Linked DNA regions of Homo sapiens: region 2 is linked to region 1. A link is a loop called in an ENCODE intact Hi-C map of the cell type or tissue named here. Cell type or tissue: mammary epithelial cell. All regions are shown on one strand. Links, peaks and the distances in the headings refer to the core of each region. The heading gives the core; the rest is flanking DNA. Region 1 has its middle 54 kb from the start of PTENP1-AS. Region 2 overlaps UBE2R2 (ubiquitin conjugating enzyme E2 R2).

Region 1 (12,307 bases), core at 1,372-9,371:
TAGTATATCTTAACTAATATCCTGAACACGGAGGAATCCGAGCTTTTTATGCCTTCTGCTTCCTTCCCTGGGGTTTTGTCCCCATCAGCTGTTTTAAGTACCCCTCCCCCTTTGTTTTTTGCTCACTTAGAGCTGTTATTTACAAGTTTTTCCTTCTGATTTATTGTCTTTCAAGTTGGCTTTCTGTTATTATAGTGTGTACCAACCTGACATACACTTATTTCCTGAGCTGGGTCCATAATGAGTTTGTGTTCTAAGAAGGGCTAACATTCGGCACTGTGGCTTTGCTGTTGGCACAGAAATACCGTGCTGTGTCTCCTGACTCCGTGGACTGGATCTCCAAGGTACAGGGTGAGTTTTGGGGGCATTGGGCTGAAAATCGCTCATTGATTATTTCTGCTTTCTGAATAATTTCTTCATTCTGAAAGTAAATAAAAAACTTGAGCTCTTCTTCCAGCGTCTTATGATACCAGTAAACATAACTATGTCTTTTTATAGGAACACAGTCCATCTTTGCTTTCTGTTCATTTGCTTTGACCAGAAATCTAGGTCTCTGGGTGACCTTGGTGTCCATGGAGGCTGTGGAGGAAGGAAAAAAAGCCCAGGAGGGAGCCTGATACTGCAGCCACAGGAGAGAGTCTTGGAACTGGAATTCACCAGTTCAGAACAGGGACTTACCTGCTCCCCAGAAAGAAAGGGCCACACAGCAGAGAAGTCTGAGGCACCTGGTTGGCTCAGACAGAAATCGTGGTGGTAGCTTTTTCTGTAAGGCTTCCTCACCCGCTCCGCCCGCTCCCCCCGCCCCCGTCAGCAACCTGCTTGTGATGTGATCACTTCCCATAGCCTTTGTAGATGCTCTGTACATGGGACAGAATCATTTCAATTTCAGAGAATGTAGGAGGGCAGGCTTTGTTTTAGCTGTTAAAAATAGTGTAAGTTTCAGCCTGCTTTTAGTTTTTTTTTTCTGTGACTCACTGTTTTGCTATTTTTTTAAGTAAAATCACTCATACATTTATTAAAAAAAATTATTATACTTTAAGTTCTGGGGTACATGTGCAGAATGTGCAGTTTTGTTACATTAGGTATACACATGCCATGGTGGTTTGCTGCACCCATCAACCCATCATCTACATTAGGTATTTCTCCTAATGCTATCCCTCCCCTAGCCCTCCATCCCCCAACAGGCCCCGTGTATGATGTTGCCCTCCCTGTATCCATGTGTTCTCATTGTTCAACTCCCACTTATGAGTGAGAACATGCAGTGTTTGGTTTTCTGTTCTTGTGTTAGTTTGCTGAGAATGATGGTTTCCAGCTTCATCCATGTCCCTGCAAAGGACATGAACTCATTCTTTTTAATGGCTGCATAGTATTCCATGGTGTATATGTGCCACATTTTCTTTATCCAGTGTATCACTGATGGGCATTTGGGTTGGTTCCAAGTCTTTGCTATTGTGAACAGTGCTGCAGTAAACATACATGTGCATGTGTCTTTATAGTAGAATGATTTATAATCCTTTGGGTATATACCCAGTAATGGGATTGCTGGGTCAAATGGTATTTCTGGTTCTAGATCCTTGAGGAATCGCCACACTGTCTTCCACATGGTTGAACTAATTTACACTCTGTTTACTTTTTTAACTTGTCAATTTGCTTCTTCCCCTCCTCCCTTCCATCTCAGGTAAGGAATCATACAACTCGGTCTTTACAGATAGTAGCTTTTGACACACTTATAAAATCACATAGCAGCAGCTTTACATTAAGTAATTTTTTCTTATTTATTTATTTATTTATTTTTGAGACGGATCTTGCTCTGTCTCCCAGGCTGGAGTTCAGTGGCTTGATCTCGGCCCACTGCAGCCTTTGCCTCTTGGGTTCAAGCAGTCTCCTGCCTCAGCCTCCTGAGTAGCTGGGATTACAGGCCCCCACCACCACACCTGGCTAATTTTTGTATTTTTAGTAGAGACAGCCTTTCACCATGTCACTGGCTGGTCTTGAATTCCTGACCTCAAGTGATCCGCCCACCTCAGCCTCCCAAAGTGTTGGGATTACAGGCATGAGCCACCGCGTCCGGCTACATTAAAGAATTAAATGTTGAACTATACAGAACAATATTTATGACAAATATGCAATGCATATATAGAAGCAATAAAATGAATACCTTTGCCTGAACCAATCAGCTTAAGAGTTAGATTATTGCTGAAAATTTCTCAGTCCATGTTACTCTTTTAGATTTCCTCATTGTTTCTCCATCATGCCCAGGTAGATGTAAACTGAAGTTTAAATTTGTCATTCACTTGCTTTGCATTATAGTCTGTAGCATTTACACAAGAATCTGTAAATTATGTAGTATTTAATTTTGTGTGTCTTTGAAATGTGTCTAAGAGGAATCAGCTAGTTTATATATTTTTCTGTAATGTTATTTTTTCATTCAACATTAGGTCTGTGATAATATGTTGACACATAATCTAGACAATTTACTTCCATTGCTATCTAGTATTACGTTATATTCATTGGCTAGAATTGATTCATTCTTGAATTAATACACACTAATTTTTCCCTGGGTGTTTGTGCTGCTACAAACAGTATGGTATTCTTGAACATGTCTCTGCTTACCTAGGTGGAAGATTGTTGCCATACCTGGCAATGTAAAGACTGAGTCTTCAAGTCAGCATGTCAACTTCATAACATAACAAAATGCTTTCCAAAGTGATTAAGCCAAATAAATGATCCCACCAACAGTTCATGAGTGTGTTCAAATGTTCCACATCTAGGACTACACTTGCTATTTAATATACTTTTAATTTTGCCAGTCTAGTTTGTTAATATTATCTCATGGTACAATATAGTTTTAGCTTGCTTCTTCCTGGTTGCTAAGAAGGTTGAACATATTTTATATATTATAGGCCACCAGTGTTGCTGTAAACTGCCCTTTGTCCATATTTCTTTTTGGTTGATTAACTGTTATTTATTTGTAACAGATTTTATAGACTCTGGATACCCAACGTTTGTCAGCTATATGTGTTCCTAATATCTTTCCAGTTTGTGGTTTATGTCTTTACTCTCTTTGTGCTACTTTTTGTTGGATTTCTTAATTTAGTAGAATGCATTATTCTTTTATTTGGGGTGAACATGTTTTTAAATTCTTTATATAAAAAAAACCCATAGCCCAAATTCATGAAGATATAATCCTTATTATTTACCAAAACACCTAACATTTTGAATTTTGCATTTAAGCATTTAATCCACTTGTGATTTATTTTAGCATATATTGTGAAGTAAGGTTTAAATTCATCTTTCCTTGTATGGATAACCACCTGTTCCAGAATAACTTATTGTATATTACATAATTCCTCCATATAGCTTCAATAACACCTCTATCATATGTGAAATTCCTATATATTCATGGACCTATTTTTCATTTTCTCTTTTCCATTTGCCTGTTTAATCACGCTTCTTTTTTTTTTTTTTTTTTTTTTTTGAGACGGAGTCTGGCTTTGTGGCCCAGGCTGGAGTGCAGTGGTGCTATCTCGGCTCACTGCAAGCTCCGCCTCCCGGGTTCACGCCATTCTCCTGCCTCAGCCTCCCGAGTAGCTGGGACTACAGGCGCCCGCCACCATGCCCGGCTAATTCTTTTGTATTTTTAGTAGAGACAGGGTTTCACTGTGTTAGCCAGGATGGTCTCCATCTCCTGACCTCCTGATCCACCTGCCTCGGCCTCCCAAAGTGCTGGGATTACAGACGTGAGCTACCGCGCCCGGCCAATCACGCTTCTTTCATTATCCTAAGTGATAACATAATTTGATAATTGGTAGAGCAATTCACGTCACTTTCTGTCCTTCTTAAATAATGCTTATTTTTGTTCTTCTTTTTCACTTAGTTGTAGATTATATGCCAAATTTCATGAAATAAATATTTTGTAGTTTGATTACTGTCGTATTGAATATATAGATAATACTGCAGAAATTAAAATAAACTTACTATTGGATTATTGGATTCACTTTTTCATGATCATGTTGTATATCTTTACTTATTTCAAACTTTTTTTTTTTTGTTTGAGACAGAGTTTCACCCTGTCGCCCAGCTGCCTGGAGTGCAATGGTATGATCTCAGCTCACTGCACTCCCGGGTTCCAGCAATTCTCCTGCCTCAGCCTCCCGAGTAGCTGGGATTACAGGCACCCGCCACCACGTCCGGCTAATTTTTTGTGTTTTTGGTAGAGACGGGGTTTCACCATGTTGGCCAGGCTGGTCTTGAACTCCTGACCTCAGGTGATCCGCCCACCTCGGCCTCCCAAAGTGCTGGGATTACAGGCGTGAGCCACCGCGCCCCTTACATTTATTTATTTATTTAGAGACAGAGTCTAGCTCTGTTGCCCAGGCTGGAGTGCAGTGGCATGATCTCGGCTCACTGTAACCTCTGCCTTCCGGGTTCAAGCCATTCTCCTGCCTCAGCCTCCGGACTAGCTGGGACTACAGGCGAGCGCCACCACGCCCGGCTAAACTTTTGTATGTTTAGTAGACCTGTTAGCTGGAAGCATGGTGAGCACCATTTCTGGACGCTCAGGCTGTGTCGGGCTTCAGTCGTCTCCACCACACAGGTACAGCAGCGCTTTCTGGTAGTCGCCCTTAGTGTCTTGCTGGATGTAATAGTACAGGGACTTGCCGTACTTTCTCTTGAATTCAGACCTAATTTTCAACATGTCCACTTCACTGCGGGAGACCATGATTCTGATCAGGACCTTATCTCGCGTCCCCTTGCCCTTCATGGAGTCGTACAGCTGATCAGCAAAATACAAGGGCTTGTTCTGAATGCGCTGGACCAGGTTCAGGAAAGCATTTTCCAGGTCTCCTTTAACCTCTTTCCTGATGCTTTCCAACATGTCATAAGGGCTGTAACTCTTGTACCTATCAAATACTTTCTGGAGGTGGGGCACGCTCCGCTCGGTCATGATGCTGATCCACTTGGGAACATCAGTTCCTTTCCTCTTCACTCCAGCGTCATAGAGATCCTGGGCATCTTGGTCAATCAGTTCATAATCAATGACAGAGCCATCCTCTGCTCTTCTACCCTTTGCCAGGGCAACCATCAGCTTGCGGAAGTCACCAGATGTGTCCGAAATAATGTCCTTCTCCAGATCAGTCTTGTACATTTCCTTGTAGACTCTGTTAATTTCCTGCAGCTCCTGGTTGGTTCTGGAGCAGATGATCTCAATGAGAGAGTCCTCGTCGGTTCCTAGCCCCTTCATGGAAGCTTTTAGCTCAGAAGCGTCATACTGAGCAGGTGTCTTCAATAGGCCCAAAATCACCGTCTCCAGGTGGCCAGATAAGGCTGACTTCAGTGCTGATGCAAGTTCCTTTTTGGTCCTTCTCTGGTAGGAGAAGACAATATCCTGTCTCTGTGCATTGTCGCGGTTGGTCACAATGTTGACAATGGTGACCTCATCCACACCTTTGGTCTTGATGGCTGTTTCAATGTTCAAAGCATCCCGCTCAGCATCAAAGTTAGTGTAGGCTTTGACAGACCCATATGCACTTGGGGGTGTAGAGTGATCACCCTCCAAGCTGAGCTTGCACAGGATTTCGTGAACAGTAGACATTTTGAAGGAAGCTGGGCCGTGCGCCGAGAGCTGAGAGCGTCCCCAAATGCTGAACACAGGTGAAGCTCTTGAGTCCGCACTTGATGAGCAGCAGATATTTTACAGAAAGATCCACATCACCCTCTAGTGGTCAAAGGGGCGAATTCATCCGATGCCCGCTGAGCTCTGCCTCGGCCTGCCTGGGTGGGGAGTGGCCCGCCCCGCAGCGAGGCAGCAGGGAGGCATCCCAAGTATCAGAGCGGAATTAAGAAAAAAGCAGCACTTGGTGTGGTACCAGGCACGTACTCCACAGCATTATTACTAGCAATTACTTACACAATTACTCAGCCATTAGTCTAATGCCGATGGTGGTTTATCAGTGCATTTTGCCTCCCTCAACCTTTTATAGTCCCCCAAGGCAGGTGTGCTGCCTAAATCTCTATCCTATGTTCTCTGCTTTTTTCATTGTAAACTCTATATCAAGGGATTGGAGGCACTTTCATTCTTCCAGTGATGCTAAATGTCCCAAAGGTGTACTTCTTATCCAGATCCATTTTCTGAGTCCATGACTTGTACATCCAACTGCTCCCTGCATATTCTTGTTTAGATTACTGTCCCAAAGGCACTCCCAATCTCAAAGTAAATCTTGATCTTCTTCCCACTTGGTCCTCCTTATTTGTCTGTCTGTCGCAGTCTCTTAATCACCACCCCCCACCCCCTGCATATTGCTGCTCATGTCTAATCAATTGCCAAGTCCTTTGATTTTCTTCCTTTTAAATGTCTCATTTTCCCCATATTTCTAACACCATCATCATTATCCCAGCTAAACTACTGCTTGCCTGAGCTAACTTTTTTCTCCGCATCAACTCTGTCCACACTGCTGGAGGGTGGCAGCATAAGCCCCCAACCCTCCGCCCAAAATATGCCACTTTGGCATAAGGATTATTTTGAGCTAGAGTCATTAAAGACAATAGCAGGTATAAGAGTACTCTGACCCTTCCCCTTTTCTTCTTGAAAAATGGAATAAGCCTCCCATATAAAAGATGTCTTATCTATACCAGAAAGAAAGAACATTCTTAACATGAAGGGTAGGAGGGGATGATGTTGAGGCCAAGGAATCTATACCAAAAAAGCTTGTTAAACTAACCCTCACCTTCCTAGTCACTTTGCCATTCAACCAGCAACCCTAGCCCAAGCCCCTTTTTCACCTTTCCACAATGTATGACTCTTTGCCCAACTGAGTATATGAGTATTGAATTCTAACTGCATATTCAGGTCTTCCTTTAATTATGGGGCCTTTCATGTGATGTAAAACTTATATTAAATACATGTGTATGCTTTCCTCCTGTTAATCTGTTCCATTCTCAGGCCCAGCCGAAAAACCCTAAGAGGGAAGAGGTAACATTTTGTCTTCCCTGCACAGTCCATTATTTCTTCACTTTGTGACCAGGGTGATTAAATACACAGATACACAGCCACGAATCTGATTACTACAGAAGTCAAATGTTGAAAACCTCAGTGTCTCCTGTTAAGCTTTATGTTGAATTCTGTATAATTTACCTTGACCAGTAAGGTTCTGAGTGGTCTGATGCCTTCCTGCCTTCTTCAAGTTTGCCCTGTACTCACCGACCTCCCCCCAGCTCCTGCCATGCTGCTGACTTCTTTTCTGTCATTAAACACACCAATTTCTTTCCTGATTAAAACATTTTGCATTGGTTCTTTAATCTTTCTTAAATGCCCTCGAATTCATTATCCCTCGTCCCACTTAATTAACTCTAGCTCATCTCGATGTAAGGTATTTAGGAATAATATTTAAAATTTCTTCCCATACCTTTTATTAAAAGGAGGATAACCATTAAATATACAATATCAGGGGCTTCAGACTCTCCAGGGAGTATTTCATCAATAATTACTTTCCAGAAATGCAACATAGTTCATTTTTTTAGGATAAAAGAGTCTTAACTGGTTTCCAAAAATGGCACCAGATAGGGGATTACAGATACAAGACACTCACATATTTATGGGTAGTTGAAATTGACTACTGGTCAGTTAATAGGAGTCACACTGCTTTCCACATTCCAGAATGGAAAAACAGCAGCAGGGGTATGAAGCTGTGAAGTAGTTAATCAAATATTCACCTTTGGACACCTGAGATGGTGCATGTACTGTAGCAAATGGGTTGAGACTCCTGGAACCAGCTCCAGAGATTATTTTTGACATTAAGAATGGAGATATCCAAGGATATAGAAGAATTAGAAAACCCTAGCTCCCTCAAAACTTCTGAAATTGGCCAGGTGCAGTGGCTCACGCCTGTAATCCCAGCACTTTGGGAGGCTGAGGTGGGCAGATCACAAGGTCAGGAGATCGAGACCATCCTGGCTAACACGGTGAAACCCCGTCTCTACTAAAAATACAGAAAATTAGCCGGGCGTGGTTGCGGGCGCCTGTAGTCCCAGCTACTCAGGATGCTGAGGCAGGAGAATGGTGTGAACCTGGGAGGCAGAGCTTGCAGTGAGCTGAGATCGTGCCACTGCACTCCAGCCTGGGCGACACGGCGAGACTCCATCTCAAAAAAAACCTCTGAAATTCTCCCCATGGCTTCTCCGTTACTGGGAAACACAGTGCCTCTGTGTGTGTGTGTGTGTGTGTGTGTGTGTGTGTGTGTGTGTGTGTGTGTGTTGGGGAGGAAGATGTAAGAGTCTATCTCTTACCTCACCCATCACTGCCTCTGAAAGGTGAACTTGATTTCAAGTACAACAAAGCCCAAAGAGTAGAATATAAAATCAGAACAGAAAGTCCAACACTCCAAAAAGAATTGCTCATGAAAAGTTTATGGCATTCAAAATTTATAGGAAATGTGATAGGATTTCATTTTGTTGGTACTTGTCCAAGGAAGACAGAACACAAATTTGGACTGAATGCTGTTCAACGCTGTTGTCTTCTTTCCTAAGGTAATGTAGGTAGGCAGTGGGCTGTGTCCTGACAAGTCAGCTTGTTTGGGAAAGGCAGGTCTGAACCCAGCACTGTTCCATGCTAAATGTCACTGAAACACTACACTCCTCAGCTTAATGTAGAGGGAAATAGTGACTGCATGAAATAGGAATGTAACAACTGTCTCCCTATTTCATGCCAGAGCCTTAAAAGCTCTTGTCTTTTCCATGCCATTAGTGAAGCGGTGGAATATTTTAAAAGAATTTTACTAGCTCTGTTCTCCAGGCTGAAAGCACGAACAGAGTAAAAGGCTACAATTAAAATGGGTCCTTGAGTTCAGTGACAATGGCACAGTCTGAGGTGACTGAACCCAGGTGGGGTATTTAACCACCAGCAGCACGTGGTCATAGTGGAGATGAAAAGCAGCAGCGTGTCCACTGCGGAATTTGCTCCCATCTTATTCCAGGCAGTTCCACCTTGGTCAGGGGCCAGGCGTCATCTCCATGCTTTCACGTTCACCCTTAGTGTCTAAACCCCTGCTCTCTGTTGCAAAGGGGTTGACAAGGGTCCAGGTCTGTTGGGTGGTAGGTTGTCCGCTGTGATTAGTTCAGCAGCCGATGTCTATATGAGGATGGTAGCAGGTGACCCACTGCTATTTCACTCCTGGTTTTGACTATAAAATGTTCTTAATCCTTTTCTTGTAAGAACTCTAATCTATTCATTTATTTGTTTTATTTTCTCTTCTTTTTGATTCTATATGCATACAATTTTATTTATCTTAACCTGTGGTTAATAACACACAGGACTTTCTTGTCAATGAATAATTACTTATTTAAAAACATAATAGGAACTTGTAAAATATCTCCTCCTCAACATTATGCAAGATAGACCTTTAGAATATTTAAATGTATAGCTGTGTAGTTCTCTCTCATTCTATCTCCTGCCATGCCCCAGCCTTATAAAAATCCTGAACTTGGGTCATTATTATTCCCTGCCAGTAGTGTGTTGGTAAAGGGTTGACAACTAACTCTCTGGAGGAAAATAAAGCAAAGCGTAATTTGTTGTGTTTGCTGATTTCTGTAGTGTAAATACCCTCACTATGGCCAGTTTCAAGCTAACAAAATGATGTCACTAAAACTGGAGTTGGGAAAGATGTATACAGTCAGCTCCCATGAGCTGATAAGGTAGGCTGCAGCATACAAGTGGTCTTTGCTTTCTTTTCAATATAATTTGATCTAATATATTTTAGTCCTGAAAATTACTTTCTTGACTTGTTTTTAGCTTTATGAAAAGCACGTTATACTTTGCATCATCTCATTAGGCTTAGTTTTTACATTTGCTATTATATTGCTAAGATTCACCTATAACCTTGCTCTTCACTATAGTTCATTCATTTTGACTCATATGAATATGCCGCAGTTTATTCATTCACTCTTTTCAGTGCATATGTGGGTTGGTGCCATGTTTTTCTACTGTTTGGTGCTGTTGAAAACACTTTTGTATTTATGTCTTCTGATATGTGTATGCAAGAGCTTCTCCTGATGTAAACCTAGGAGTGGAATTGCTGAGTCATGTATGCAAGAGCCTCTCCTGATGTAAATCTAGAAGTGGAATTGCTGAGTCATGGGATATAGGAATCTTCAACTGTGAGATAATGCTGAACTGTTTCCCAGTGGTTTATAGTACTTATGCTCCCATCAGTAATTTATAAGTAATCCTATGAATCCATACCCTCGCTAACATTTTATATTTCTAGACTTTTTATATTTTGCTAATCAAGTGGATATAAAGCTATGTATCATTGGATCCTGATCATCAATGAAGTAAAATATCTCTATATGTTTATTGGTCATACATGTTTCTTCTATTAAATGTATGATCATATGTTTTGCTCATTTTCTATTGGCTCATACAGATTTGTGGTCAATGTAAATGTTTGGTTTCTCCTAGGAAAGGATTTTCACTGTTCCACTTACTGTCTTCTAGCTACTGGCAGAACTTTCCAACTCTTTAGACAAGCCATGTTGTCTGAGGTCTTCCTTCTAGGTACCTCTGCCCCCTCTTTCCCTTGACACCTTTCCCAGGAGCCAGGTCACCAGCACCTTCCCTAGGGATACGTTCCGTATGGTGTGTACCTAGGCATAGAGGTGCTCCCCTCCCTTTGTACCGAGTCTTACCCTGTTCATTCATCAACTGAAACACCGTGGAGAACATGATGGCATTCAACATTTACAGGAAATGTGATAGGATTTTATTTTCGTGGTCCTGGTCCAAGGAGGACAGAACACAAATTTGGAGTGGATGCTATTCAATGCTGTTGCCATCCTCCCCTAAGGTAATGTGTTCATGCATAACTCTCTACTTGGCTGCCTCTTGGTTATCTTTGTCTTGAGAGCCCAGCATGATGACAAGAAAGAGAGCCAATTGCTGAAGTTTATTATAGGAAGTACACAGTGGTTATACAACTGTCTTCATATGTACCTCTAGGATTATATGTAGATCTATTCAAGAACACATGACTAATGTGGCAGAGTCAGGGCAAAATTCTAGGTTTTATAATTTTCAGGGAACTTTCCATGTTCACTTACCTCTTTAGGCCCAACTCTATTGCCATTTCGTGGGTCTCAAACACTACACCTCCTCCATACTCCACACTCACAGTGCTTCTTTTCTTTTTCTCCCCCTACCCATCCCCTGCCCCACCCCCTGCACACACACTCCCAGATGTCTCAGTCAGGAAAGCTGTGGTTTTCCATTCTCCACGCCTCCCTTCTCAGCACTCAGTGGGCCTGCTGGGGTGGAGGAGCAGCTGCAGGGGTTCTTGCCGCGGTCTCTGATCCCCTCCTGGCGCTGTGTCTCTAGCACTGCAGATGTAGAAGCTGCTGTCTTCAGGATGGGCACTGGTCACTGTCAGAGCGGAGAAGGTCAGGTTTGGATGGTTGATGGGAAACTTGTCCTTCTTGACGCCTTGCTCGTATGTGACCTCGGAGCCCTCATTGGAAGTTGCCATCAGCATGAGGCTCTGTTTCCGGAGCTGACGATACCAAAACATAGTTGTGGCCTGAAAGTCCAGGGAACGGCACTCGATGTTCACAGAGGTTCCACTCTTACAGATAACCCTGCTCGGATGTTGAGAGACGACAGCACTAAGCCCGGAGCCTGCTGAAACAGAAGCCAGAGAGAGGAGAGCCCAGTGGGAGCCGAGTCAGACAGGATGCCAGGCCGAGCTCAGCCTCCCTCCCTCCCCGTGCTCCCAGCTCCTGGAGAATCCTGTTTGTTTTGTGCAATCTTCCTGTCATCTCCCTAGGGCTATAATCCCCTATCTCCTCTGACTGGCGGCTCTCACCTTACCCTTTACACCTCTAGAGAGCAGGGCCGCTCCCTCTCCCTTCGATGAGCATAAACAATCCACATTGCCTGGCCACCGCTTGACCATGGCAACACACGCACATGCCCACCCAAGCTCCCAGGTAGAAGGAGGCTCATACCTGGCCCCAGAAGCAGCAGAAGCAGCAGCATCTTCCGTGATGGCCCCACACCACCTTCTCTGGGGAGAGTTGTGACCACTGTCTCCATTCACCAGCGAGGAGGGATGACTGATCACAGAATCCCAAGGATGCTCTAGTCTGCCCCCTGGTGGTAATCTTTGCTCATGACCCGTGTTACATCCATCTCTCTGCCTGTCAAAGAACCATACAGGTCGGCGAGGTGGCTCACGCCTGTAATTCCAGCACTTTGGGAGGCCGAGGCGGGTAGATCACAAGGTTAGGAATTCAAGACCAACCTGGCCAACATGGTGAA
Region 2 (12,307 bases), core at 2,584-10,583, 230 kb before region 1:
AATAAAGATGTAATGAAAAATAGTATCTCAGAGTCCATCCCAGTCTTAAGATTTTAATACTCTACATAAACCATTCTTGTAGGCATTTTGAAAATATGACCTACTATGTTAAAACAGGGATATTCTCAAGGATCTAAAACTATCAGGCAGGTTAGGGATTCCAAACTAAACTTGGGCAATGAGCCTAAGCAAATTTCAATATAAACTATGCTTCCCAGCTTAGCTTAGTTTTCATAAATTTCTGAATATGTCAGCTTTGAGCAGATATCAGAGTATTTTTAATCTATCAAAGATAAAATACACAGAGTATAGTAACAATTACATTTTGAAAACAAAAATTTTATAAAGGTTTAATGATTTCAAAGTATATGCATTACTGCTCAGAAACCACAATTCATAGCATATATTTTTTAATATTAAAATGAACTCTTCCGGCCGGACATGGTGGCTCATGTCTGTAATCCCAGCACTTTGGGTGGCCAAGGTGGGTGGATCATGAGGTCAGGAGTTCAAGACCAGCCTGGCCAACATGGTGAAACCCTGTCTCTACTAAAAATACAAAAATTAGCCGGGTGTGGTGGCAGGCACCTGTAATCCCAGCTACTTGGGAGGCTGAGGCAGGAGAACTGCTTGAACCCAGGGGAGCAGAAGTTGCAGTGAGCTGAGATTGCGCCACTGCACTCCACCCTGGGCAACAGAGTGAGGCTCCATCTCAAACAAAACAAAACAAAACAAAACAAAACAAACTCCTCCATAAACTGAAATGTAAAGAGAATACACTATTACCTGGCATAGTCCTAGAGTAGAATGCAATGATTTAGCACTGACTCTAATTAAAATATTTAATATTGGCCTGGCAACGGTGACTCATGCCTGTAATCCCAGAACCCTGGGAGGCTGGGGTGGGTGGAGTGCTTGAGCTCTATCAGGAGTTCAAGACCAGCCTGGGCAACATGGCAAAACCCTATCTCTAGCAAAATACAAAAAGCCAGGTGTGGTGGTGCATCCCAGCTACTTAGTGGGTTGAGACAGGAAGACTGCTTGAGCCTGGGAGGTCGTAGCTGTGGCTAGCCAAGATCATGCCACTGCATTCCAGCATGGCTGACAAAGTGAGACACCGTCTGAGGAAAAAAAAAATTAACATCTATACTCTATTATAGATTACAAATATTCAAAGAACCAAGTGCTTAACAAAATACACTTATTGTTCTCTACCTTCCTATTTTCTTTAATTTCTGATCAGAATGTAAAGACGGGACAGAAGGTGTCTCCTGTCTCTCCTGAGACAGTAGAGTATGGAGTACTATCTTTTGATAATGGCAAGCTACCTTTCGGAATCTAACTTACTCTTCCTGAGAAGATTCTAGGGTACTTCAGGATACAACAAAAGAGAATTGTTATTTACATCATCCAGTAATGTACTATATAGAGATATGTGAAAGTGAGTAAGTATTTTACCTTCAGGAGTGGGTAAATTAGCTTTTATTATATGCGATTATTCTGTGAGGTGGGGGAAAAAACTCTCCATTAGGAGAAACTGGTGCCTCATAAAGTTAGCATCTTGGCCTTACAGTAATAAGGACTTTCTAACTTATTGTAATAAATGAAAGAACATATTCCCATAGGGCTTTAGCCATTATTAAGGAACAACTTCCATCTTAAGAAGCTTAGCTGAAAAAAGAAATAGGGGGAAAAAAGGACAAATGAACAATAAACTCTCAAAGAACTATAGGCAAAACAGTTCACATGCCGTTCAACAATCTGTCAATTTCTATATACTTAAAAGCATAAAGGTTAACCATGCCAGTCTAATCAGCCACTCTTTCACACACACAGCTACATTATTCTACAGTAACGTTATTAACCTACAGATAACTAAATATGACTTTCAAGTATAGTTTATCATAGTAACACTTTCTAATTTAAAATTTAAAAGTCAACACTTGGTCACGGTGGCTCACGCCTGTAATCCCAGCACTTTGGAAGGCCAAGGTGGGTGGATCACCTGAGGTCAGAAGTTCCAGACCAGCCTGGCCAACATGGTGAAACCCCATCAACTAAAAATATAAAACTAGCCAGGTGTGGTGGCGCACACCTGTAATTCCAGCTACTTGGGAAGTTGAGGCAGGAGAACAGCCTGAACCTGGGAGGTGGAGGTTGTAGTGAGCTGAGATAGTGCCACCGCACTCCAGCCTGGGCAACAGAGTGAGACTCCATCTCAAAATAAATAAATAAATAAAAGTCAACACTAATTTCAGTTTAACATTAGAATGAACATAAGTACTCATCTCTACTGTCTTCTGAAACCCTACTAAAGTGACAGTAAGGGGAATAAAAAAAAAAGCATATAAACTCATAAGGGGCCAGGCAGGGTGGCTCATGCCTGCAATCCCAGCACTTTGGGAGGCTCAGACGGGCGGATCACCTGAGGTCAAGAGTTAGAGACCAGCCTGCCAACACAGCAAAATCCAGTCTCTACTAACAATACAAAAATTAGCCTGGCCTGGTGGCACGCGCCTGTAATCCCAGCTACTCGGGAGGCTAAGGCAGGAGAATCACTTGAACCCAGGAGGTGGAGGTTGCAGTGAGCCGAGATTGAGCCACTGCACTCCAGCCTGGGTGACAGAATGAGACTCTGTCTCAAAAAAAAAAAAAAAAAAAAAAAAAAGTGAAAGGAAGGAAGGAAGGACGGACAGACGGATGGATGGATGGAAGGACGGACAGACGGATGGATGGATGGAAGGACGGAAGGACAGAAGTAAAGGGGTTTTACAGTTCTAATAGAAAATCTGGAATTACAGATGAGAATGACAAAGGAAACAACATAAAATGGAAAGAAAAAAAAAAAGAAAACTTCAGGAAAAACAAAAGATTTTCCAAGAAAGGTAATGTAATCATACACAACTGAGAAGAGTCAACATAGTATTTATATATAGTTAAAATAACATAAACACTTGATATTGCTATCACTATAATGGGAAAGATAAAGGAAGGGAAAATGGTGGTAAAGGTAAGGCTGAGTGGTATGAAAGAGCTAAACTCATGTTCCACAATAGTAAATCAATAGAAAATGCTAAAAATTTAAAAATCATTAACTAGCAATATGAGCACACTATTTAGAAATCTAGTGGTAAGTAATGTACCAGAAAACAAACAAGACTAGAGAGAGGAAATGTGGGAGGGAATAGGTAAAGCAAGAAACTACTGTTTCACATCATAAGCCTAGTATTAATAGTTTTTTAATTTTTAAAATTACATATACATACAGTATTACATTGATACAAGTAAATAAAAAACTTCAGAAAATAATGCTTTGCTGAGGACTGACCGGGAGTAGGAGGGCTACGTGGGGAAGGGTGAAAAAAAGCATTTACATTTTGTCCTTGGTTCTCACCCATTTATGCTTTGGGAAAATCATTCCCTGTCCCTTGCTTGCCAAGTGTGTACACGGTAAAACCAGGACAGGGTAAGAGCCCTGCTAGTATAAGGTTTTGTTTGGTTTTTTGAGGCAGGTTCTATCACCCAGGCTGGAGTACAGTGGCACAATCTCGGCTCACAGCAGCTTCAACCTCCCAGGCTCAAGCAATCCTCCCACCTCAGCCTCCCAAGCAGCTAGGGCTGCAGGCACATGCCACCATGCCCAGCTATTTTTTGTTTTGCCATGTTGCCCAGGCTGATTTCGAACTCCTGGGCTCAAGTGATCCGCCCACCTTGGCCTCCCAAAGTGCTGGGATTACAGGCATGAGGCACCTTGCCTAGCTGTAAGGTTTCAATGAAAACAGATGCAGGCTGACTGGCCATCCTCAGCATCCACTGTTCCAGCCTTTCCTCTTACAAGTTTCCTGGCTGGTAGATTATAATTTTAAAAGAAGGTCTCCTTCCACTACTGTCTAGGAGTTTCAAAGTACAACTGTGTCCAGTGTTGTTACATGGTAAAATGACAGCAATCAGGAATGATCAATGCTGATTTTGTGTTGCCTGGGGATCACCCTCCTCTCAGAAGCAGACAAGAACTTGAATCGAACTTGGATTTCCATTATTTCCCCAATATACATAACCAAACAGAGTAGCTGAAAACCCCAGGAAAAACAAACTCATGAACCAAAATAATTAATCACTCAAAGAGTACATACAACTGTATCAAAGATGGACAAAAACCAGATAAAATATACCATTCTGAATTCCTAAGTTTCTTAAACATATTATCATGCTTATTTTAAGTTCTTGGTCCATCTGTTCCAAAATCCAACAATGTTATCTACAAAACACAAAAAATGAGAGAAAAATATCACAGGAAAAAAATAAACTGAAGGAAAGCTGAAGAAACAATCTGATAAAATGAAATTCAAGACAAAAAAATGCCATGAGGGGCAGTATGTACTGCTAAAAGGAATAATAAAACAAGAAGATACAACCATAACAAACAAGCCTGCATGTTTGTGACCTAGAAATTACAGTAACAAAATATGTCAAGTAACAAATGAGAGAATGCAGAGAAAAATATATGAATTAACTATCATGGCCAGGAATGTTAATATGAATTAACTATCATGCCCATCATTGATGGTGATAATCTTAGCACTTTGGGAGGCTACGGTGGGTGGATCACTTGAGCCCAGGAGTTCAAGACCAACCTGGACAACATAGTGAAACTGCTTCTACAAAAAATAAAAAAATGTGGAGGTGGGTGCCTGCCTGTAGTCCCAGCTACCCAGGAGGCTAAGGCGGGAGGATCACCTGAGCCTGGGAGGTCAAAGCTGCAGTGGGCTGTGATCATGCCACTGCACTCCAGTCTGGGTGACAGAGTGAGACCCTGTCTTGGAAAAAAAAAAAAAAAAATTGCACTTGCAGATTTTAATACTCCCTTCTCAGAAACTAATCATGTAGAAAAAAATAAAAGTACTGAAGATCTAAACAATATAATTAACAATTCTGGGCTGGGCACAGTGGCTCACACCTGTAATCCCAGCACCTTGGGAGGCCGAAGCAGGCGGATCACGTAAAGTCAGGAGTTCAAGACCAAACTGGCCAACATGGTAAAACCCCGTCTCTACAAAAAAAATACAAAAACTAGCCGGGCATGGTGGCGGGCACCTGTAACCACAGCTACTTGGGAGGCTGAGGCAGGAGAATCGCTTGAATCCAGGAGGCGGAAGTTGCAGTGAGCTGAGATTGTACCATTGCACTCCAGCCTGGACGACAAGAGTGAAACGCCGTCTCGAAAAAAAAAAAAATTCTCAACAATTAGACAATATATAGAACTCTGTACACAGCAAAGATAAAGAAGGAAGTCTTTTCAAGTACACGTTTACAGCCATAAAGCAAGCCTCAATAAAATCCAAATAACCAGTATCACAGAGATCACATTAACTATGATATAATGAAATTAGATATTAATATCAAAAGTAGAGTTTTGTTAAAAAACCAATATATTTAGAAACTAAAACATACTAAGTGACTCGTGTTAAAAAGAAAAATAAAGGAAACTAAGAAACTTTGTCAAAACACTACATTTTGTGGGACACAGTTAAAACAATTCATAAAAAAGTTACACCATTAGGGGACGGGTGCAGTGGCTCATGCCTGTAATCCCAGCACTTTGGGAGGCCGAGGTGCTAGGATGGCTTGAGCCCAAGAGCTTGAGACCAGCCTGAGAAACACAGCAAGATCTGGACTCCACAAAATATTTTTTTTTAATTATCTAGGTGTGGTGGCACGTGCCAATATTCCCAGCTGGGTGACAGAGAGAGACCCTGTCTCAAAAAAAAAAAAAAAAAAAAAATTGGAAGGAAGTAACAAAAATAAGGTTGCTTGCACAGACCAATGACAACATGGGCCATAAAACTGAGGACTGTGATTAATCATCTGCGTCTGACATCTAGAAAGAATTAAGATGTTTGTGGATGGATAAATAAATCAGCAGAAATTTGAAAATGGTAAGAATATGTAATAGAATTAAAATAGAAAAGATAGGCTGGGCACGGTGGCTCACACCTGTAATCTCAGCACTTTGGGAGGCCAAGGCGGGCGGATCACCTGAGGCTGGGAGTTCGAGACCAGCCTGACCAACAAGGAGAAACCCCGTCTCTACTAAAACTACAAAATTAGCCGGGCATGGTGGTGCATGCCATAATCCCAGCTATTCAGGAGGCTGAGGCAGAACTGCTTGAACCCGGGAGGCAGAGGTTGCAGTTAGCCAAGGTCGCACCACTGCACTCCAGCCTAGGCAACAAGAGCAAAACTCCATCTCAAAAAAAAAAAAAAAAAAGAGAGAGAAAAGGTAAAGCCAGGTAAGTCTTGCTTTAGAAGAGAGAATCTTTTTTTTTTTTTTTGAGACAGAGGGAGAGAGAATATTTTTACATACTCAGAACCAAGTACAGATAGTAGGCCTTAAATAAATACTTGAAACAAATTTCTGAAGTGCTGGAAAATAGTTCCTACACAAATCATCCACATGGTTTCTCTTACTGCTAAAACAGTTGGGCCTTCCATCTTAACTGCTTTTTTTTCCTTTGTTAAAAATTAATTACAATTTTCATTTATTTATTTGAGACAGAGTCTTGCTCTGTTGCCTAGGCTGGAGTGCAGCAGTGCAATCTCAGCTCACTGCAACCTCCGCCTCCTGGGTTCAAGCAATTCTCATGCCTCAGTCACCCAAGTAGCTGGGATTACAGGTGTGCGCCACTGTATTCAGCTAATTCTTGTACTTTTAGTAGAGACAGGGTTACACCATATTGGCCAGACTGGTCTTGAACTCCTGACCTCAAGTGATCCACCTGCCTCGGCCTCCCAAAGTGCCTGAGCCACTGCACCCGGCCCCATACTTGTTAATATGAAGAAAACTTAAGATAAAATTAAAATCATCAATAGAACAGTAAACGCAGTTACCTACCATTCAGTATGGCCCTCACAGAGGCAAAGCAAGGCCTAGAAGAAGAAAATAGGCCACCTGTCTTAGAAAGCAAGGAAGCAAAGAATGGGTCTTTCTCATTCACAGCATTCTCCTCGCCCAATCTCCCAGGATTGTGCCAAAGAACTTGGCATCAACTAACCATACCTGAAATTGCTGCCAATGTGTGGAAGTCTTAGCCAGATTTGTCCCCATTTATATTTATACTCAAGTGGACAACTGTCACCAGGTGGCAGCAAACCACAGCTAGGACCAGGTCAGATTTGGATCATGCAGCTGGATTCCTGTAACTCCGGGCCAGCTAGAAATAACACTAGTGTGATCAAATTTTGTTTCTGAGATGGGGTCTGCTCTATCACACAGGCTGGAATGCAGTGGTGCAATCATAGCTCACTGCACCCTCAACCTCGCGGACTCAAGCGATCCTCCTGCCTCAACCTCCCAAGTGGCTGGGACTATAGGCACATGCCACCCCACCTGGTTAATGTTTTTTATTTTTTGTAGAGACAGGGTCTCACTATGTTGCCTAGGCTGATGTCGAACTCCTGGTCTCAGCAGTCCTCACCCTCACCCTCCCAAAGTGCTGGGATTACAGGCCTGAGCCACTGCACCCGGCCTAATTAAATATGTTGAACCCCACCTATCTCATTACGGTGGAGTCTTACTACCAATCAGATAATTATCCTGACCCTTCTAGATATGACTTTCTCGATGTAGATAATATTTTAATACTTTTATATAGTTATATATTAAAATAATACTATTTATGCCAATGTAATATGCATGCATGTAAAACACACTTTATGTGAATGTATACCATTACTACCCATTTAATGAAATAGGAGATGAGTCCATTGAGATATAAATAAATGAATAAATTAGAAGTTCAATAGCAATAGGATGTTTATGTAGTTTCAAAGCACCTCCTCACAAAATACTCATGAATTACAAGGAAAAAGTAACTTGATAGTGGAGAAGCTTGGCAAACATCTTCTAAGTGACCCAAGTGGACATCACCAGAAATGAGACAAATCAAAATCATGTACCACCTAAAAAGAATATAAAGAACATAGGGAAAATTTACCCAAATTGAAGGAGATTCCACAAAGTAAGTGACCTGTACTGCCGAAACTATAAAGGTCATGAAAGTCTAGGACATGACTAAGGAACAATTACAGGCTGAAAGAGACTACACAAACAGGATAACTAAAAGCAAATACTTGGCTCTGAACCAGATCCTTCTGCTATGAAGAACATTATTATAACTGACAAAACTAAATGGGGGCTGAGAATTATTAACTTCATAATTGTTGATAATAATTATAATGATGTGGAATGCACTTGTCTGTAGGAAATACACTTTAAAATATTCAGAGGAATGGTGAAACTATCAGAGGTTGGCAACTCACCCTCAAATGGTTCAGGAAAATAGTTCTTTGAATTTGTAAGTTTGTGGTTGTTTAAAAATTTTTATTTTAATTGTTTTTAAAAAGAGTGCCTACCAAAGGATACGAACAAACATACTACAATGTTTGCCTAAGGATTCAGAGGGGAATAGAAGTGGGAATGGAAGTAAAAAGAAATTAATACACATATGCATACCAACAAGCAAGAAAAGGCCTGGAAGGCCAAAATGTTTAAGAAGTATTAATGAGAAGTATGATTATGAACTGAACTCTAGAACAATAACCAAAAAATTTGGTTTAAGTAAATATTGGCCTAAGTGACTGCATCTGGGGGCAGGGCTCACCTGAAGTGTGGCTTTATGCTGGAGGTAACCATAGGAAGTAAACAAAAGACTCACTTTCTCTCCATTTTTATAAGAGCTGAAAGGGGTTGCTAGTGAATAATGGGGAAGAGTAGGGAACTGATTGTTCCTTATTGTAAGTCTTACACCACATGTTACTCTTAAAACTATATATGTGAACTATTTTTATAAATAAACAATTAAATGTAAAAAAGGAACAAAACAAGTTTGAAATCAGTAATATGAAGGCAAAAAGGAATCCCGATTGGCAGGATTTGTAGGGGCAGGCAAATTTAAGAGGTTAAGATTAAGCCAGAAGTCGGGAAGCTAGATATGCAAGTCAGTTATCAGCCATAAGGACACAGATGAAACTTGGTATTGCAGAGGGCATCAAACCATGAGTTTGGTAGGCTCGTCTGTTCAGCTGATTTATCAGGGAATAGTAGATCTAGTATCATGGAATGAAGAATGGTTACAGGTGACTGAGAAATGAAGCAACTAATGGCAGCCTCACGCCCAGTCTCTGCAGCGATCCTCTTTGCAGTTGCTGCCACTTTAAACACATCCACAGAATCTGGGCATCCCTAACTCCTAAGAGAAATTCTGACTTGATTTTTAGAGCTCTAGATCCTCAGCCTCAATCCAATCCTTAATGGTCTAATTACTGGACGCCAAGCTGAATACCACTGTGTGCTCTAATTCCAAAATTCTTGTTCTGATAGCATATTTAGTTTCTGCTTGCCATGCCCCACGTACTTCTCTCAAGGCTGTACTCTGTCACAGACTCCAGCCCAGTGCGTTTCTCTGGTCCTCTTACCAAACAACTGCCTGACAAATTTCTGTGTAAATATCCAAGTGTCACCTGCTTTGGAGGCAGGAAAAAATATAGATATAGGCAGACAAACTTGTATAGGCTGCAGAACCAGGAATGTAAACTAATCACTGAAACCTTGGACAACTCCCTGTGAACCTTAGTTTCCTATACATATAGAATTGGGTCAGTGGTACTTGTCTCATTGGGTTGGTGTAAGAAATACAAAGAGGGGGTCTGGTTCTGTTGCCCAGGCTGGAGCGCAGTAGTAAGATCTTGGCTTGGCTCACTGCAACCTCCACCTCTTGGGCTCAAGTCACCCTCCCATGTCAGCCTCCTAGGCAGCTGGAACTAGCAGCACATGCCACCACACCGCCTGACTTTTTTTTTTTTTTTTTAAGTAGAGATGAGGTTTCACCATGTTGTCCAGGCTGGTCTTGAACTCCTGAGCTCAAGCACCCTGCCTGCCTCAGCCTCCCAAAGTGCTGGGATTACAGGCGTCCATCCATACTCTTGATTCTTAAAACAACCCTATGAGGCAGTTATTATCAACAAACCTGTATTACAAATAAGGAAAATGAATACAAAGAATTTAAGAAACTTACACAGGGTCACACAGCTAAGTAACTAATGGTTGTTTGATATTACTTACATATCTCTTTATATATACCTATATATAACAGATATTTCTTTAAATATTCGGTATACATATATATGTTTGTGTATATACACACCTACACACACAAAAAGATAAGGATATTTCCCTACTCAGCACAGAGCAGTGCACATATTAATCACTCAATAAACAGGAGTTTATTTATTTATTTTTTTGAGACGAAGTTTTGCTCTTGTTGCCCAGGCTGGAGTGCAATGGCGAGATCTCGGCTCACCGCAACCTCCGCCTCCCAGGTTCAAGAGATTCTCCTGTCTCAGCCTCCCGAGTAGCTGGGATTACAGGCATGTGCCACCACGCCCGGCTAATTTTTGTATTTTTGGTAGAAACAAGGTTTCTCCATGTTGGTCAGGCTGGTCTCGAACTCCCAACCTCAGGTGATCCGCCCTCCTTGGCCTCCCAAAGTACTGGGATTACAGGCGTGAGCCACGGCACCCGGCCTAAACAGGAGTTATTATTATCTTTGTAGTTCTCTGATAAATTAAACAACTTTCTCATTTTAAGATTAGACTCGGCGGGTGTGGTAGCTCATGCATGTAATCCCAGCACTTTGGGAGGCCAAGGTGGTTGGATCACCTGAGGTCAAGAGCTCGAGACCAGCCTGGTCAACCTGGTGAAACCTGTCTCTACTAAAAATACAAAAATCTGCCAGGCGTGGTGGCAGGCACCTATAACAACCTCAGCTATTCGGGAGGCTAAGGCAGGAGAATTGCTAGAACCTGGGAGGCAGAGGTTGCAGCGAGCCGAGATCACGCCATTGCACTCCAGCCCAGGCTACAACAGCAAGACTCCATTTAAAAAAAAAAAAAAGATTTTATAGCTGTATGGTGTCAGAGCTAGAGGACAGAATTCAATCTTCTGTAGTCTTTTGAAACTGAGGTGATATACTAAGTCTTTTGAAAACTGTAACCCAGCCCCAACCTAAATCAATCCTTGACTGATTTGAGGTGAACAGCCCCACATCCTATCTACCTAGCAAAGGAAAGAGGGAGAAAGATATCATCTTAGTCTCCAGGATTATTTTGTATGCAAAGTCTGTATACAATTTAAAAAATTAAGAAGTATGGAAAGAGGGAGAATGACTGATAAGAGGAGAAAAAAGTACAGAAACAAATCCACAGATGATTCAGATATTGGAGCTGGCAAACGTGGACTTTAAAATGACTATGATTAGTATATTAAAAGAAAATAGAAGAAAAAATTGCACAAAATGAATTTATGAAATGACTTTTTGGAATGAATTTTAACAGAATACTGGAAACTATTTTAAAAATTTAAACCTGAAATACAGTACCTAGAATCTGTAACTCATTGGATAGACAGTATAAAACAGAATTAGTTAACTTAAATTCAGGTCAACAGGCCAGGCGCAGTGGCTCCTGCATGTAATCCCAGCACTTTGGGAGTCAGAGGCGGGTGGATCACCTGAGGTCAGGAGTTTGAGAACAGCCTGACCAACATGGTGAAACCCTGTCTCTACTAAAAATACAAAAAAAACTAGCCGAGTGTGGTGGCACATGCCTGTAATCCCAGCTACTTGGGAGGCTGCAGTAGCAGAATGGATTAAACACAGGAGGCAGAGTTGCAGTGAGCCAAGATCACGTCATTGCACTCCAGCCTGGGCAACAAGAGCAAAACTCCGTCTCAAAAAAAAAAAAAAAAAAAAAATTTCAGGTCAAATCCAAACTGAAGCACAGAAAACAAGGGCAAAAAGGACAGAACACAGTGTTGGAGACACACAGAACATAGTCAAAAATTCTACTATACGTAGGTTAATGAAGAAGAGAGAGAGAATGAAGCAGCAATATTTGAAAAGATAATGGCTATGAATTTTCTAAAACTAATGAAAGATAAAGAAGCTCAGTGAACCAAAGGCAGGAAAGAAAACCACACCCATGCACATCAAAGTTTAACTGTTGAAAACAAACACAAAGAGTAAATATTAAAAGCAGCCAAAAGAAAAAAGACATTACTTTAAATGCAGCAATAATAGCATTACTAAAAGAAATTAAGCAAGCCAGGGCCGGGCGCAGTGGCACACGCCTCTAATCCCAGCACTTTGGGAGGCTGAAGCAGGAGATCACTTGAGGCCAGAGTTCAAGACCAGCCTGGCCAACATGCTGAAACCCCACCTCCACTAAAAATACAAAAATTAGCCGGGCATGG

The links. A loop is a pair of places that touch in the nucleus more often than their neighbours do. Peaks named below come from ENCODE experiments on the same cell type or tissue, not always from the same donor. Only the 100,000 strongest peaks of a DNase experiment are listed, where the experiment ranks them.
Region 2: it touches region 1 in a loop (4-fold over the local background); 8 of 110 quality-filtered maps call a loop at or near these places.

What each region holds. Positions count from the first base shown.
Region 1 is chr9:33,617,563-33,629,869 of GRCh38, reverse strand. It overlaps the pseudogene TRBV20OR9-2, the pseudogene ANXA2P2 and the pseudogene TRBV21OR9-2. Among named protein-coding and RNA genes, the nearest start is that of PTENP1-AS, 54 kb to the left of the region's middle. RefSeq lists an enhancer at 5,304-5,803. In mammary epithelial cell, for the core only: a CTCF peak has its summit at 5,722 (motif pointing left); DNase peaks (open chromatin) are centred at 5,709 and 8,599; H3K27ac peaks cover 1,692 bases.
Region 2 is chr9:33,847,250-33,859,556 of GRCh38, reverse strand. All of the region lies in intron 1 of UBE2R2 (ubiquitin conjugating enzyme E2 R2), which reads right to left. Among named protein-coding and RNA genes, the nearest start is that of UBE2R2-AS1, 35 kb to the right of the region's middle. In mammary epithelial cell, for the core only: a CTCF peak has its summit at 7,145 (motif pointing right); no DNase peak of the experiment used is centred there; H3K27ac peaks cover 1,333 bases.